2 separate regions of the Mus musculus genome follow, and region 1 is linked to region 2. The links are chromatin contacts, found by Hi-C or POLR2A ChIA-PET in ENCODE. All regions are on one chromosome and are shown on one strand. Each heading gives the region's core, a stretch centred on a gene start or an enhancer-like site at or near the end of the contact. The rest is flanking DNA. Distances are from core to core; before and after follow the strand shown. Region 1 overlaps Aopep (aminopeptidase O). Region 2 overlaps Aopep (aminopeptidase O).

Region 1 (7,629 bases), core at 3,828-6,327, 46 kb before region 2:
CTCCAAAGACCCAACTCATTTCTCCATAAGTGTGTGATCGCCATTTCTTGCACACATTCTTGCATTCTTGGCGTGGGGTACAGACGCTGAGGAAGCCTCAGTGTGAGCAGTGTCCAGAAGGTAGGAAGGACACTCCCAAGGCTGCCTGCATCTTCCTTTCTCCGGTTATAGGATGGTGACAGGGTAAAGTATAGCGACTGGTTATCCTCTTCTAACACGCGTTCATCGAGGACTAGACACAGGAAAGTACTGTGTCCAAAAGACAGATGGGAAACAAAATTTTCACACACATGCAGCTGTTGCCTACAGTCAGTCATGGGGGCAGAACAGCGTCTGACAAATGTGCAGCTCCCCACACACTCCAGCCACCTGTTTACAGCACTTAGTTCAGATAGATCCATTGCAATCCAAGTAGGTAAACGTTTAAAATATCTGGACCCATTTCCCTTTTCTTTGTCCAAAATAGTTCTCTCTTCTGTACCTTTAGTTTTATGTCCATAAACCCAGATGAATGCCTTTCTCTAAAAGAAAAGAAGGTGAAATAGGCTGATCTGACTGGAGGAAGTCTCACAAGACACACATGAATCCACTGGTATGGAAGAGTCTTGTGTCTGGAGATGCTTCCTGCTTCCCTGAGGAGTGCTCCTAATTTTCATTTCAGGGAAGGAAAACAGAGACCCCAAGGGTTAAGCCCAGGCCTGAGATGATGCATTAGAACGAACCTACAGCAGACCCACTAGTTCTTCAGCAATTATGATATGTGTCCTCTAGGGTCCTGGGCATCATTTGAAGCAGTTTTCTTTTTTAATTAAAAATAGTACAACTATTATTGCCAGGGGAACAAGTATATACAGAGACCAGAGGAAAACTTTGTGGAGTTGGTCCTCTCCTTCCACCTTTGTATGACTCCAGAGATCAAACTTGGATGGCCAGACTTGCTGGCCTTTACCCAATGAGGCATCTCACTGGGCCTTGTAATCATTTTTAAAAAGCAAAACAAACCAACACAACACAGGCAGATTGTGTAAACTCTGAGCCTCATTGTGCCTGCTCTGCTCTTTCCTTCAGTCTTTGTTAGAAATACACCTAGGTGGCGCTGCTCACCTTATTTGGGAACTGGAAGCATGAGGATCAGGAGTTCAAGGCCAGCCTGAGCCATATGAAACTTTTCTTCAAAGAAACAAAAGTAAATAAGAAGGTGCCTCTGTCTGTGTATGTCATACCTCTAAGAATTATATTCTGGCCTGTCAGGGTAGCATACACCTTCTAGCACTCAAGAGGTAGAGGTAGGAGGATCCAAACTTAAACGTCAGCCTCAGCTACATCGTGAGTTTGAGGCCAGCCTGGCCTTCATGAAATGCTGTCCCCTGACACCAAATTGTTTCGTAGTTAGGGGTTATCTCAGTGGTGAAAATTTTCTTAGCATGCCCTAAACATACAAACCAGTAAGCTCCAGGGGCGCCTCTAGGGATCTCAATTGTCTGCTTCTGACACATTTTCTTACCCATCTGACTCCATCTGAGTTCTATTACGACGAGGCGTTGGAATTTTTGTAGAACTTTTAGGACGTTGGACAGAGTTGGAAGTTAGAATCAGCATGTGTGTCAACTGTCAGGCTAGTGTAGCTGCGGGGAGGTACTGTCCCCAACTTTGTGAGCATAGTACATCTCTGTTTAATATTGCATGATCTGTGGGTTGCTGTAAACTCAGCATGAATTGGAGTGCTGATAGAAAATGAAGGGAAGCACTTTTGCTTTTGTTTTGAATTTAGCAAATTAGTATGTTGACATTTGTCCCTGATGGGTTTCATTGTTTGCCGAAAGGAGTGGGGGGGAGTTGACAGCATGAATGGTGAGTCCTGCAGACTTCTGAGAATTGATAAAAAGCATCTTTGTCCACTGCACAAAAGCACAACAGATATCTTGACAGACATGTTACAAGGGGCAGCTTGTGTCACTGCAGAATAAAACAAATCATGAAAATCTTCTCTGCTGGGCACACTTTTGTACCATTTTGATTTCTCCTTTAATTTCTGGTTATAGTCATCTTTTTGCAAATGGAGGGCAGTGAGTGGTGTTTTAGCAAGTTTAAACCTTGAGTGTCTTTATGTTGTATGTGTATATATAAGTCAAGTGATTTCAAAACACTATAAACTCAGTTGTGGGGGAGAAATTGCCTTAATGACATCCCATATCACCAGATCTCAAGAGGGTCATGGGGGTGGCCTGCATGTGGGACAAGGAACTAGGAGTTGCATACAGAAGAGAAAAAAATATTTTTAAAAGTTTGGATTTACTCAAAACAGAGCGAAAATTCCCATTGTCCATCATCCCTGTAGTTAGATTTGGGGAACAGACTCCTATTCGCATGTCCTTTCCCTCTACATGTCATCGAGCCCTTCTCAGGAAGCTGCTCACATCATATCTTTGTTCAAACTGTATTAAAACATGCATAAAACATACTCAGGAAAACATAAGTACACAGACACACACATACAGGATTTCCAGTAAGAGCCATGATGAAAAGCTATAAATAATGGAATCTATTAGCTATCAGATAATAACACCCATCACTAACAACTGCCAACACTTACACTAATGCAGTCAGACACTGAGAGGAACCATCCATCACCCTTGTCATTTTGTCTGGGAGGAGGAAGCAGGTTCTGAGGGCAGGAGGGAGCAGGAGAGAATGCTGAAGGAGGTGGAGATAAAGCCAATGGCAGTCTGGACTTCACACTGAGAATCTAGGAACTGAGATAGAAAGGTTGGTCACTTAATAGACAAGGAACTTCCCTGTTGAGTGTTTCTCCTCCTAGACTGTGATCTTCAGATCAGAAGGCATGTCCCTTCTTCTCTTTGTCATGTTGCCAGTGTCCCTAACACAGGCCTGGCCTGACACTTAGAAGGCAACCAGTAAATGTTTCTAGAAAGAATGAGTGGTTCATTATCATTGTTCACCTTCTGCCCTAACTGTCCAACTCTTCTGGTACCAGAATGTAATCACCTTGTGCACAAAGGCAGAAAAGGCCTCTACCAGCTGCTAACTTGCTAGTCCAAGGTCAGTCTTTTCCACTTTCAACATCTGTTTTCTCACTTGAAGAGGACATAGACTACAGCTCTCACAAAGCTATTGAAGTTTGATGACACAGAGAGAAGGTGGATGTGAAGGGCCTTAGAAATTGAAAGGAAATCACTATTGACTTTATTAAGTGAAGGGGGTTACCTTTTTTTTGCCATTGGAAAGTCAATTTGCTAAGGAAAATAGAGGCAGCTTTGTAAATGGTATCACAGGATCTCCCCAGAGTAAGGTATGTAACCAGGTGTGGTGTCTTGTTTTGTTTTGGTGTTGTTGGTGTGTGTGTGTGTGTGTGTGTGTGTGTGTGTGTGTGTGTGTGTGTGTGTGGTGTGTGTGTGTGTGTGTGTGTGTGTGTGTATTTTCCAGACAGCCGTGCTCTGTGGTGTCTGTCTCTTGGGTGTCCCTCTAGGTACTTTGAAAGAGGAGAAAACCACAGAACTGACAGTTGTGTGTATTTGGCCCTGGCACAGGTAGAGACACATTGTTTAGCTTCACACCCCAGCAAGAACAAGCTATTCAGATGTTCAGGTTGTTTTCAGTAGAAGAGACAAGGCATGCTCAATTTTATGAAGCTTATACATGTACACAGACATGTACATGTGCACACAGACATGTACAGAAACACACACACACACACGAGTGCGCATTAGTGCTCCCACACCAGCTTGCCTGAGCTACCTCACAAGTGAAGTAGCCATTCTGTAGATGCCACCCCTCCTCCTGCATTCTGGGAGCTGGACTCTGTCTCCTCTGAGTCACCAACCAAGAGACAGTTAACTTTCTAGAGATAAAGTGAGTCCTGGGAAAGCGGGCGAAGAATTCGTCTCCGTCTTCTCTGAGCCTCAGATTTGGACCCTCAAGTTTCCTTTTAGCTCTGAGATTCTTTGAACTTTGAGTTTCTTCCATTTTAATTTGTGGAAATAATTTTCTGCACTTTTCCTGCGAGCGGAAGTGTAAGACACCAGGCTGTCTCTGATGACTGCCAAAGTAGAGATTTCTTAGTGGAAAGTCTGCTTCCTTCTTATGTTGCTTGACACAGCAGAAGTTTCAGGAGAACAGAGGAGCCCAGTGTTCCCTTCTAGAGTTTTTGACGTCATTTGCCTGTGGGTGGGTTACAGTCCACCACGGTCTCTCCAGCCATACTGAATTTTATTATATGTACTTAAAAGACATACCTCAGTGTGGCTGGCCACTGAAAGAAGCTGTTTAGCTTGGGTCTCCAGAGCAAAGCTGTGGCACAGAGCAATTTGGTCTAGTTTCTGGCTACTCCAGAATTTCATCCTGCTGGGTGCAGTTACCATGTTCCTCTCTAGGCCTCAGGCCATTAAGTGTGGAGTGCTCCCTTTATACTCCCTCACAGGGGAACTGAAGGATCAATGCTGAACACTGATTTGGAAGGAATTATCAATCTAAGAGAAAGAGGTGGGGAAAAGAAAAGGCACCATGCTCCTGGGCTCCGCAGTGGACACTGGGCTTTGATTCTTTCATTTAGCTCAGCTATAAAATCATCATATACAAAACAGTCCAGTGAATTTGAGGCCATGGAGAGTTCAGAGCTCTCTGGGAAGACAGAGGCTGACAGACGCAGGCAGGGGAAGCCAGACCTGTTGGAAGTCCCCAGCAAGCTAAGCTTGTTAGCCACACAGCATTTAAAAGTGTAGTTGCAATATGTATGTATGTTTGAGGCATTGAAAATACATTTATTTACACAAATATTTTACTCTTTGAGTGCTTTAAAATATCAGCGTTCAGCTGAGTGATTGCAAAGTTAGCCGCTACTAAATGGAGATGCGAATCTTGCTCTAACATTTTCCTTTCCCCGAGTAAAATATTTTTGCCGTCTTTCCTCATATGTTTTTAGGGATTAGTTTTCAATGCAGAGTAGGCGGTAAATTTGGAGAAATGATTTAAGCTGCCAAAATAAGCAACTTACTCCATGACATTATGGTCTAAAAACACACAGTCAGTCTGGTCTTGCCTGCTAACACGAATAACACTCACTCGGTGAGGCACGTGAGTGGAAATCATGCCCCACAGAGCTGTGACTCAGGTCTGTACTCAGGAAAACTGAGGTAATGGCTATTAATATTTTATTTCATACATTACAGTGTTTGCAAAAGTAAACATGCTGTAGTTAAGGTTACCAGTGCTGCTGCTCCAACGTTACCCAGTGTTTCTTCATACCAGGCTTTTTTTCCACAGATGTTTTAGCCTAAAGGTGACTTTTTCAGAGCCTTAGAGTAAATGAATGAAACACAAGAATAAGACAATCGGGTGACCTGTTATTGTTGTAGAACCACGAGAACATCATGGAAAATGGTGGCAGGTGTCATTCTCTTTCTATTTGTTGTTTTCCTTTCACATTAAACCAGTTATCAGAAATGAAAAATAAATAAAATGTGGTTGAAAAATCTTAGAGCAACCTTACCAGCAGAAAAAAATGTGCAGGTCTTACCAAGTCTTAGTAGACCTGCTTTGGTGACAGGAAGTGGCATCTTCTTGAGTATCTGTGGTATGGCTAAAGTGGTGTCAGACCCATCTTCTGCCTCACATCTCCATAAGCTTCTAGCTATGAAGGAGTCACCAGTTTCAGGAAAAGGTTGTTGGTTGGCTCTGATGTGACTAGGTCCTGTCACAGTGTCCTGCATGCTCAATGAACCTAATGGGTTGGTTTTCTGATGGATACTGTGTCACAGCACTAGGAGTCTTTCAGAACTGAGTGTTATTTTCAGTACAGTTATTCCTCTTGCTGTTAAATGTATGTCTGTCTCAGTGACTCTTACTTGTAGTTCCCTTAGAAATAAGTGACTCAGATGAGAGAGATGAGCACCATGCTTTGTAGACGCTGCTTGGGCCCTGGCTGCTGGTCCCCAACTCCTTAAACTAGTGACTTAGAATGAGCTTCCCCATGTCCCTTCTCATCATCTCTGTTTGGAAGCAGAGCATCCTGGCTAAGTGTGGTTAGTTTCAGAGATAGATGCTGAGCAGATAACTGAGCTGCTGTCATTTCAACTTCAAGGCATTATGGCAGGAAAACCATTGCTAAGAAGAAGGGTGAGTGTTGCGCGCGCTCAACTGGCCAGGAAGAACGACGCTACAACAGGATCCTTCTGCACACATTTATTCAGTCCTGTTTCTTCTTGTTTATATCTCCCTTGTTTATATCTCCCTTGTTTTTATATCTCCCTTGTTTTTATATCTCCCTTGTTTTTATATCTCCCTTGTTTTTATATCTCCCTTGTTTTTATATCTCCCTTGTTTTTATATCTCCCCCGAACCCTGGGCCTCTCACTCCTTTTATACTCTCTCTCATCCACGCACTGCAGGCCACGCCACCTCACCAGTCACGAGGCTTCAGCTAATCAGGGCAGCAGGGGCAAATCTCCACCAAATTGGATTCACCTGTATCCTGGTACACCTGCGCAGCACTCAAGATGTTTGTGTCTTATATGAGGAAGTCAGGTGCAAGTCATATGACTTAGCTGCAGTCCCTGGCGCCTTTGGGACTGCCGCCACACCCGCTCCCCACAATTCCCCCTTTTTTCTTTTTTGGCAGAGAGAATGTCTGTAGATAGCCCCCCGCAACCATGCCCCTTACCCGTCCTTGGGTGACAAACAGCATTGGTTTGATCCCTGTCTTAGGTTGGTGACATGCCCAGGGAGTCTTATCACTGACTACCTCTCTATCATGCCAAGCCACACCTGGGGAGATTGTGTTTTGCTTGTGGCAGGTGCATCAAAAGGCCAGGATGTTAATTAACCTATGGCCAGATCTTAATTGCTGCAAGCAAGCCTCATGGGTGAAGGTAGAGGTCTGATCCCCAGTGTGCAAGCATAGGGGCCCTACACAAAACCATCCCTTAGGCTCATCACCCAGAGAGGTCTTGGCCAGATCCTGTGTCGTTTTTCCTGGGGGAAGGGAACTAGGACACTGAACCTTCATGCAATCAGACGTGCCTTCCACAGGATGCCAACAGCAAGCTATCCTCTGTGCAGTGCTTAGCCTCGCACCCCACGGCATAACGCAGCATAATTTCTTTTAGAGCGGCAAACCGAATCTGAGGAGATTGTCCCGCCTCCACTGCAGCAAAAGCCTATGCTACCATGGCGAAAGTGCGGGCCGCACACTCTGCACCTAACACATGTGCCAAACACAAAACACACACACACTATAACAAGCATACATCCCAGGGCTCTCACCCCCGCTCATCTTCCCTAAAGCAAGGGATAGATAGCCAGAGGGGCTATCTCTTTAAGGGGAATTCAGGGATCAAAAAGCGTGGAAAAATTTGAATGTCATGTCGAGCTGGTATCGGCTTCTGGAATACCGAAAGGATCTCTCATCTCGGCTCCATCCTTTGTGCTTGTGGGATCATCCACCACATCCACAGGGGCAACTGGATCAGGAGCCTCATTCTTGCAGCGTCTCACCAATCTCTCCGGCACCCAAAGAGGTTCCGTCTGGTCCTGTGGGAACACACAAACAGACCCTCTCGCCCACGTCAACACCTGATCTACTCGATCCCCAGGGGGGATGGACACAATACCTCG
Region 2 (7,352 bases), core at 2,993-5,492:
CCAGAAATCCACCTGCCTCAGCTCCCCTCAGAGCTGGGGGTTATAGGTGTGTGAAGAGGCCAAGCTTGTGTGGTTGCTGGGACCCAAGGTCCAGGCCTCACGATGCACATGTGCCCTTCACTGCTGCCACGTTTCGAGTTTCCGGTCTCTGGTTTTTGAGACAGAAGTTCTATGTGTTGTCCAGGTGGCCTAGAACTCATTCTTTAGCGCAGGGTGACCTCAGACGTGCAGTAATCCTTTCTTCTTTCCTCCTCCTCCTCCTCCTCCTCCTCCTCCTCCTCCTCCTCCTCCTCCTCCTCCTCCTCCTCCTCCTTCTCCTTCTCCCTCTCCCTCTCCTTCTCCTTCTCCACCTTCTCCTTCTCCTTCTTCGATATTTTCTTAATTTACATTTCAAATATTTTCCCTTTCTAGGTCTCCCCTTTGGAAACCCCCTTCCCCCTCCCCCTGCCTCTTGTATCAGTTTCTCTTGTGATGGAATTTCAGGTATGAGCTACCATGGCCAGCATAAATGACTCATTTTTAAAAATATTTTTTATGAGTTATTTTCCTCATTTACATTTCCAATGCTATCCCAAAAGTCCCCCATACCTCCCCACCCCACTCCCCTACCCACCCACTCCCACTTTTTGGCCCTGGCGTTCCCCTGTACTGGGGCATATAAAGTTTGTATGTCCAATGGGCCTCTCTTTCCACTGATGGCCGACTAGGCCATCTTTTGGTACATATGCAGCTAGAGTCAAGAGCTCCAGGGTACTGGTTAGTTCATAATGTTGTTCCACCTATAGGGTTGCAGACCCCTTTAGCTCCTTGGGTACTTTCTCTAGCTCCTCCATTGGAGGCCCTGTGACCCATCCAATAGCTGACTGTGAGCATCCACTTATGTGTTTGCTAGGCCCCGGCATAGTCTCACAAGAGACAGCTATATCAGGGTCCTTTCAGCAAAATCTTGCTAGTGTATGCAATGGTGTCAGCGTTTGGAGGCTGATTATGGGATGGATCCCTGGATATGGCATTCTCTAGATGGTCCATCCTTTTGTCTCAGCTCTAAACTTTGTCTCTGTAACTCCTTCCATGGGTGTTTTGTTCACAATTCTAAGAAGGGGCAAAGTGACCACACTTTGGTCTTCGTTCTTCTTGAGTTTCATGTGTTTTGCAAATTGTAACTTATATCTTGGGTATTCTAAGTTTCTGGACTAATATCCACTTATCAGTGAGTACATATCATTTGAGTTCTTTTGTGATTGGGTTACCTCACTCAGGATGATGCCCTCCAGGTCCATCCATTTGCCTAGGAATTTCATAAATTCATTCTTTTTAATAGCTGAGTAGTACTCCATTGTGTAAATGTACCACATTTTTTGTATCCATTCTTCTGTTGAGGGGCATCTGGGTTCTTTCCAGCTTCTGGCTATTATAAATAAGGCTGCTATGAACATAGTGGAGCATGTGTCTTTCTTACTAGTTGGAACATCTTCTGGATATATGTCCAGGAGAGGTATTGCGGCATCCTCCGGTAGTACTATGTCCAATTTTCTGAGGAACCACCAGACTGATTTCCAGAGTGGTTGTACAAGCTTGCAATCCCACCAACAATGGAGGAGTGTTTCATTTTTTTTAATGGTAAATTTTACCAGTCTAAAATCTTTAAAAGATTGATGGAATCAGGGAACATTCTCTCCATGCATAACAACTCTGAATACCAGTTGAGTTACCCAGCGACTGTCTGAGGGAGAGATAGAAAGTGAAATTAGGGCAGGGGGCACTGGGCAACTTTGGGCCTGGATGAGACCCAGAAGCCATTTCTAGTGTAGGGTGCTCAAAATATCTGCAGAGGTCATTGGTATGAGAGCTGTCACTCAGGTATAAAAAGGTGCAGTGTGTCTTCCTCATTTCCCTCTGAAGGTGATCCTGGCTATTTTTACATTATCAATGCTCAAAGGCCCTTTTGAGAAGCTATGTGTGTATGTTCTGCTACTAGCACTGAGCATTTGACAATCACTGGGTGTTTTGGTAATTCTGGTTTTTGCTCTTCCTGGCAGTACTATGGCAAGGATCTTAACACTTGATGTTTATGGACAGCACGAGATATAAAAGATCACAGTAGGGCACGGTTGCCAACAAGACTGAGAACTCTAGCTAAACTCCCAGCCACTCATCCCATGTGTCCAGCCGAAAAGCAAGTGTGCCTCACACTCGCGCCTGTAACCCCTCTTGCTGAGGATGCCCTTTACACTCCGCTGCCCCCACACTGGCTAACAGAACAACAAAGGCCCTCTGCTCTTCCTTGAGTCAGGCTGGGGCCTTCCTTCCCCTTCCCTCAAGCAGAGCCCTGTGTGCTGCTGGAGTTCAAGCCCTGTTTCTACCCACTTCTCTTCTCACAGAATGAAGCTGGGTGGAGCTTGCTCCATTTGCCTTTCTCCATGCTGGACAAACATGGTCTTCCATTTTTATATTTTCTAGCTCTTCTGATTTTTTAATTTAAAATTTTTGTTTTGTTATTATTGTTTTGGGGAAAGGAGGGGGAGACAGACAGACAGACATCCTACTCAGACCATCAGGCCATCATATTTACCTGTCTCTTGTTTTTGATCCGTTTCAGGCTTTGTTTCTTAGAGGGAGTTTCAGATTTGTTGCCATTCTGAATCATGTGGCATTTTGGGTTTGTGATGATTGCTGCTTGCTGCTTGTTAATTTATTAATTTCTTTGTTTGAGTCAGGTTCTCTCAGTATAGTCCTTACTGGCCTGGAATTCACTCTGTGGTCCAGGCTGGCCTCTTACCCACAGATATCTGCCTGCCTCTGCCTCCCCAGTGCTGGGAGTAAAGATGTGAGACGCCTGACAGTTGGTCCTTTATAAAGTTTCACTCCTTTGCTTTCTACCCAGCTCATCAAAATGTGTTCACTCCTTTGAGTTTGCACCTTTCTGCCAGCTGTTCTTTCTTGCCTGGTTTAGCAGGTGACCTCTCCTTCATGTGTTGCTCATGATCCTCTGAACACACCTCCTTCTGCCCCAAGTCATCTTAGCAATTGCCCTTGTCAGCAGCACTAGGGTGATAGATACTCCACTGGCTGCATCTAATGCAGGCAAATGGTCCTGCTAGGAAACTCCTCCAAGTAAACTCGCTAGACTCGCAGTTAAATCTATTTGATAAGCTTAGAGTCTCCCACACAATATTAGTTCAAGTGTCCACAGCGTTTGCCCTGTTCACTTTATTGACGCTGCAAGTGCTAGCTGGCAGCAAGTCTTTGTTCCTTTTGGCCATTTTATACACAAAGGTGTTGCAAAAACCAAATAGTCCATCCTCACCTCTGAGTTCCGTGCATTCTTCCCAGAGTGCTGTGAGCTGTGGGTGAAGGGTGGGTGCAACTTCCTGCAGCTCTAAGCAGCACTGGGATTTCACTGCTCCTTTTTGTGAGATGATGATAATGAGGTATCAGAGAACAGCTTAAAGACAAAGGCTGCAAAGACTTAAGGCTTCATTTGTATGCAGTGGGGTGTGTGTGTGTGTGTGAGTATAGTGTGCACTGTGTTGGTATGTTAGCAAGCGTGAAAGCACTTGTCTACATGCATCCTCTGGAGTGTCTTCTCTGACCTCTCTGTACCTTATGCGCTGAGGCAGGATCTCCTCGTTCTGGCTGATCTATCCAGCATTCTCCCCATCTCCACTTTCCACCTGGCACTTCTGTTGGTACTAGGGTTCATCCATGCTTGTACTGAGCTGTCTTAGCAGCCACCATCTCTTGATTTTGCTGATGAGGGAACTCTGCTTCATGGGGCTGCACATGGCACACCCACCCAGTGTTCACAGCCAAGTGTTTAGCCAGCATGCACTTTGCCTGTTAGTCTTCAAGGTGCCTATGGATTTCAGATGGAACTTAGAGGCAGTTTCTACTTAAGAGTTTCACTTCCTCAGAGTTAGGGTGTAAATGAAGCTCTGCTCCTTGTTGGGGTGGCTACCTTTGACAAGTAGCATATAGTGGCAGTTGGCAGCTGGCATCCACAAGCACAAGAGGGATGCTGGCAGATAATCTGTGTGAGCTGGGCAGGTCAGACAGAACCAAACACCTAAGTGACTAAGCACCTCACAGAGGCCGTTCTCTTAATTTTACCCCTGATCATAGCTGAGAAGGACCAGCCCTTTCTTAAGGCTCCCCTTTCCAAATGGAATCCCTATGCGTCAGATACAACCATCACTCAGAAAGTATTCAGATAGCTTCTGTGAGTGTGCAGGAGAGGCAGGGTAGAGTCGAGGAAGGTCGTGTTCACCTCGGTTGTTGTATTTGGTGCCAGGTACAACAGAAACCAAGAGCATATGAGCCCAGACGACCTTGGTAACTTGATCACCCACATTCCATGCATGTCAGGAGAGGGGTAAACTGGAGCCTGCTAGCTGCAGCATGACTAACACTTTGCTTTTACACCGTGGTTTTAGTTATATGAACTTCATCATAGGCTGTGCAGTGAGGAAAGAAAGCTTCTAAGAAGGAAAGAGAGTCTCTGACTCACTCCTGAGGATTTTGCGGAGCTATGTAAGGGCCTTCCTCTCGAGGAAGCCCTGGAGTATATGATCTTTTCTACCCACCCCTGTTCTTCAGCTCCTAATAGGCATCCTCACAACTCCTTCCTCATCAGGTTCTTGTAAGGGAGGCGGGGTGCTGAAGAGGACTCATAGTTCACAGCACAGAGGCCCTGGTCTTCCCCAGGCCACGTTGCTGTTAGTGCTACCCCAGCTTTCCATCCGCCATGTGTGCACCTGGGTATGGATAATGGACTGTAAAGGAAAGTTGACCTCAACACATGGTGTATATGTTTCTTACACAGGAAGCAGGCAGAAGGCAGGCAGTCTGGGCTAACGTGGGGCTCAGTTTATGCCAGAGAGAAGGTTTACCGTGGGTTTATCCCCTCTGCTCTCTGGGTACACTGACTCACTACCTTATGGTTGCAGAGTGGCTGCTACAGCGTCCTCTGTCATCTAGAGGTTGAGGGTGAGTGGACAGAAGAAGTATAGTAGTAAGCAGTTGTCTGCAGTGAGAGAAGCAAAAGTTTCTCCAAGCCCAACCTCCACTTCCTCTACTGCCCCCCCCCCTTGTATTTGTTTCCAGTCCTTTGTGGCACAAAAGTTGTAAACTCCATTTTGCTACCCATGTGTCCACTGATCTGAGGGAAAAGTGGATACTGTTTTATTTGCATGTTTTCTTAACTTTTAAAAAGTTTCCTTTTTGGGATTTCATTTATCTGATTGGGTTCTCTTGAGAGAAAAATCTCACTTTGTAGCTCTGCCTAGCTGCATATTGTCTCTTCCTGCTCCAACCTCTAAGATACTGGGACTTTAGCCATTCATTAGAATGCTCAGCTTTTCCTTAACATTTTAAGTTAAAATAAAACATGTGCAGTAAAATGCACACATCGTTGCTAGATTGCTCCAGGGAGTCATACTACTCATTCACCCTCTGCAAGGAGTCTGCTCTTCCCATCTGTAGCTAGAGGCCAGTGTTGCTGGGTTCTGGGATTCCAGAAGTAGAAGTGGGAAGGTTCATCTATATGTGCACCTGGTGGGTGTGAGAGCTTCCTCTGTGTGACTGTGAGAGGCAGGCTAGACTTGGTTCCTGCCTTTTCTGTATCGTGTCTCTGCATAGAGCTGGCACCATGACATGTGGCGGTATCCCAGAGACAGAAGCTCGTGGTCTCTGCTGATGGAGTGTCTTTCCTCCTGAAAGCCTCCTCCTGAGTCTTGCAGAGCTTGCCTGTGCCCTGCTCGCTTTAGCCCTATGTCCACTTTAACAGGAATCTCTGAGAGCTTGTATCCCTGCTAGGGATCCTGTCAACGTAAAGGACTGTTTTAAATAATTATTCATTTGGAGAGGAGGGAAGAATAAATTGTAAGAGGAGTGTTTTATGGAAGGTCATTTCTAGGCAAAAGGAAAAACAGCCATTAAAGGTGTCATTGGGAACCGGAGCTGGAAGCCAGCCAGTGAACAGAGATTTGCATCACTGTCTCCTCCCCTTTAGTAGTCTCAGTTCTGAGCACAGAAGCATGAGAACCTTGTAGTGAGTGCCTCACCCTGGGGCTGGGAAGCTGGACCTTGAGAAGGTGTTCTTCTCTAGTAAGACTACAGGTGGTAGGATTTCCCTGGCAAAATTATTGTGGGTTTCCTCATTCAAATAGTCACCTGGGCTTGAGAAGGGCTTGAGAGCAGAGACCTGAGTTAATGTGTATCAGTGGACTCGTGAAGTCAAAAGGGGTGGTGATTCAAGAGGGTGCTCATGTAAGTTCAGGATGCAGGAGAGAAATGGAAACTCTGGAGTCAGTTCCCATAGCTACGCATTCTGACTGCCTTTGCTTCAGACACCTGCTAGTTTAGAGCCTCGTGTCAGCTAGAACTATGCTCCGGGATATTCCACTAAAAATTACTAAGGGGTTCTTTACATAAAGCAATTAGAATATCTTACTACATTGAAGAAGTTGTTATTTTATTCATGGCCCTTGTTGAAGGGTTTGCACAGGACCTGGAGATGAAAGTAGAATTACTTCCACCATACTAGTTAATAAACTGAAGGTTCAAGAGCTTCTGCAACCTTGTAGTGAGTAGTAGATAAGAAAGAGAAACGCTTAGTGGGGTGTGGTGATGCATCCTTTGAGCAGGCTTCGGGGGGGGGGGGGGGGGAGGCACAGGCTGCCCTGCGTTCCGGGCCAGCCAGGGCCAACACAGTGAGAGCTCTCTCAGCAATTCCAGAAGACAAAGAACAGTTGATAATAAACCATCCCGCTCAGATGCCAAAGCCCTACCTTTCTATATTGTCCCTCTGACAATTCTCCCCTTACCTGGCATTAACACACATCTTCCAAAGGATCTATGGCATTTTAGGAAAGCTAAGGACATGGTGGAAAGTACCCTGCTGAATAATGAGGCAGTGGTTTAAATTATGTGTTACCACAAACCCACAGCAAAGCATCACACCCAGGATGCAGACACATTTATGAAACGAGTGTGTGATCACTATTTTCCTCCCTGTCCCCAAAACAAGAGCTTCTTGGACCTTTCCTATGCTTGTTTTTGTGCATCTCAGGTGGGTTCAGCATGCAAATATATCCTAAAGGAGACTTAAGTGTAGATCATGAGATGTGACTCTTTACAATTAACACACACACACACACGCACACGCACACACACACGCACACACACGCATGCACACCCACTCATAATTTTCCCAAGTGAACAACATGTACCACTGTGTCTCCCAGTCCAGTTTCCTTACCAAGAAGGTGTTCACAGAGATAAATAATTCATATTGGAGTTTAAGATTCCTGGAGGGCCTGGCAGGCTTTCATCTTGGATAAGGTACCATAAAA

What was found. A loop is a pair of places that touch in the nucleus more often than their neighbours do. ChIA-PET counts read pairs that join two places held with the same protein, here RNA polymerase II (POLR2A).
Region 1: a loop to region 2 is called in a map of regulatory T cell, with 2.1 times the contacts of the local background. The contact joins two enhancer-like sites. A Hi-C loop is called at or near these places in 2 of 37 maps with a recorded cell type or tissue (left cerebral cortex and regulatory T cell). POLR2A ChIA-PET finds 5 or more read pairs at or near these places in 1 of 5 experiments (Patski).

What each region holds. Positions count from the first base shown.
Region 1 is chr13:63,135,879-63,143,507 of GRCm38, forward strand. The region is part of intron 5 of Aopep (aminopeptidase O); the gene reads left to right. Among named protein-coding and RNA genes, the nearest start is that of Gm30409, 7.4 kb to the left of the region's middle. Within about 2 kb of position 5,078, at least 1 of the 3 ENCODE cell types and tissues checked has a DNase peak (open chromatin) inside an H3K27ac peak, as active enhancers do.
Region 2 is chr13:63,182,914-63,190,265 of GRCm38, forward strand. All of the region lies in intron 7 of Aopep (aminopeptidase O), which reads left to right. Among named protein-coding and RNA genes, the nearest start is that of Gm30409, 54 kb to the left of the region's middle. Within about 2 kb of position 4,243, at least 1 of the 3 ENCODE cell types and tissues checked has a DNase peak (open chromatin) inside an H3K27ac peak, as active enhancers do.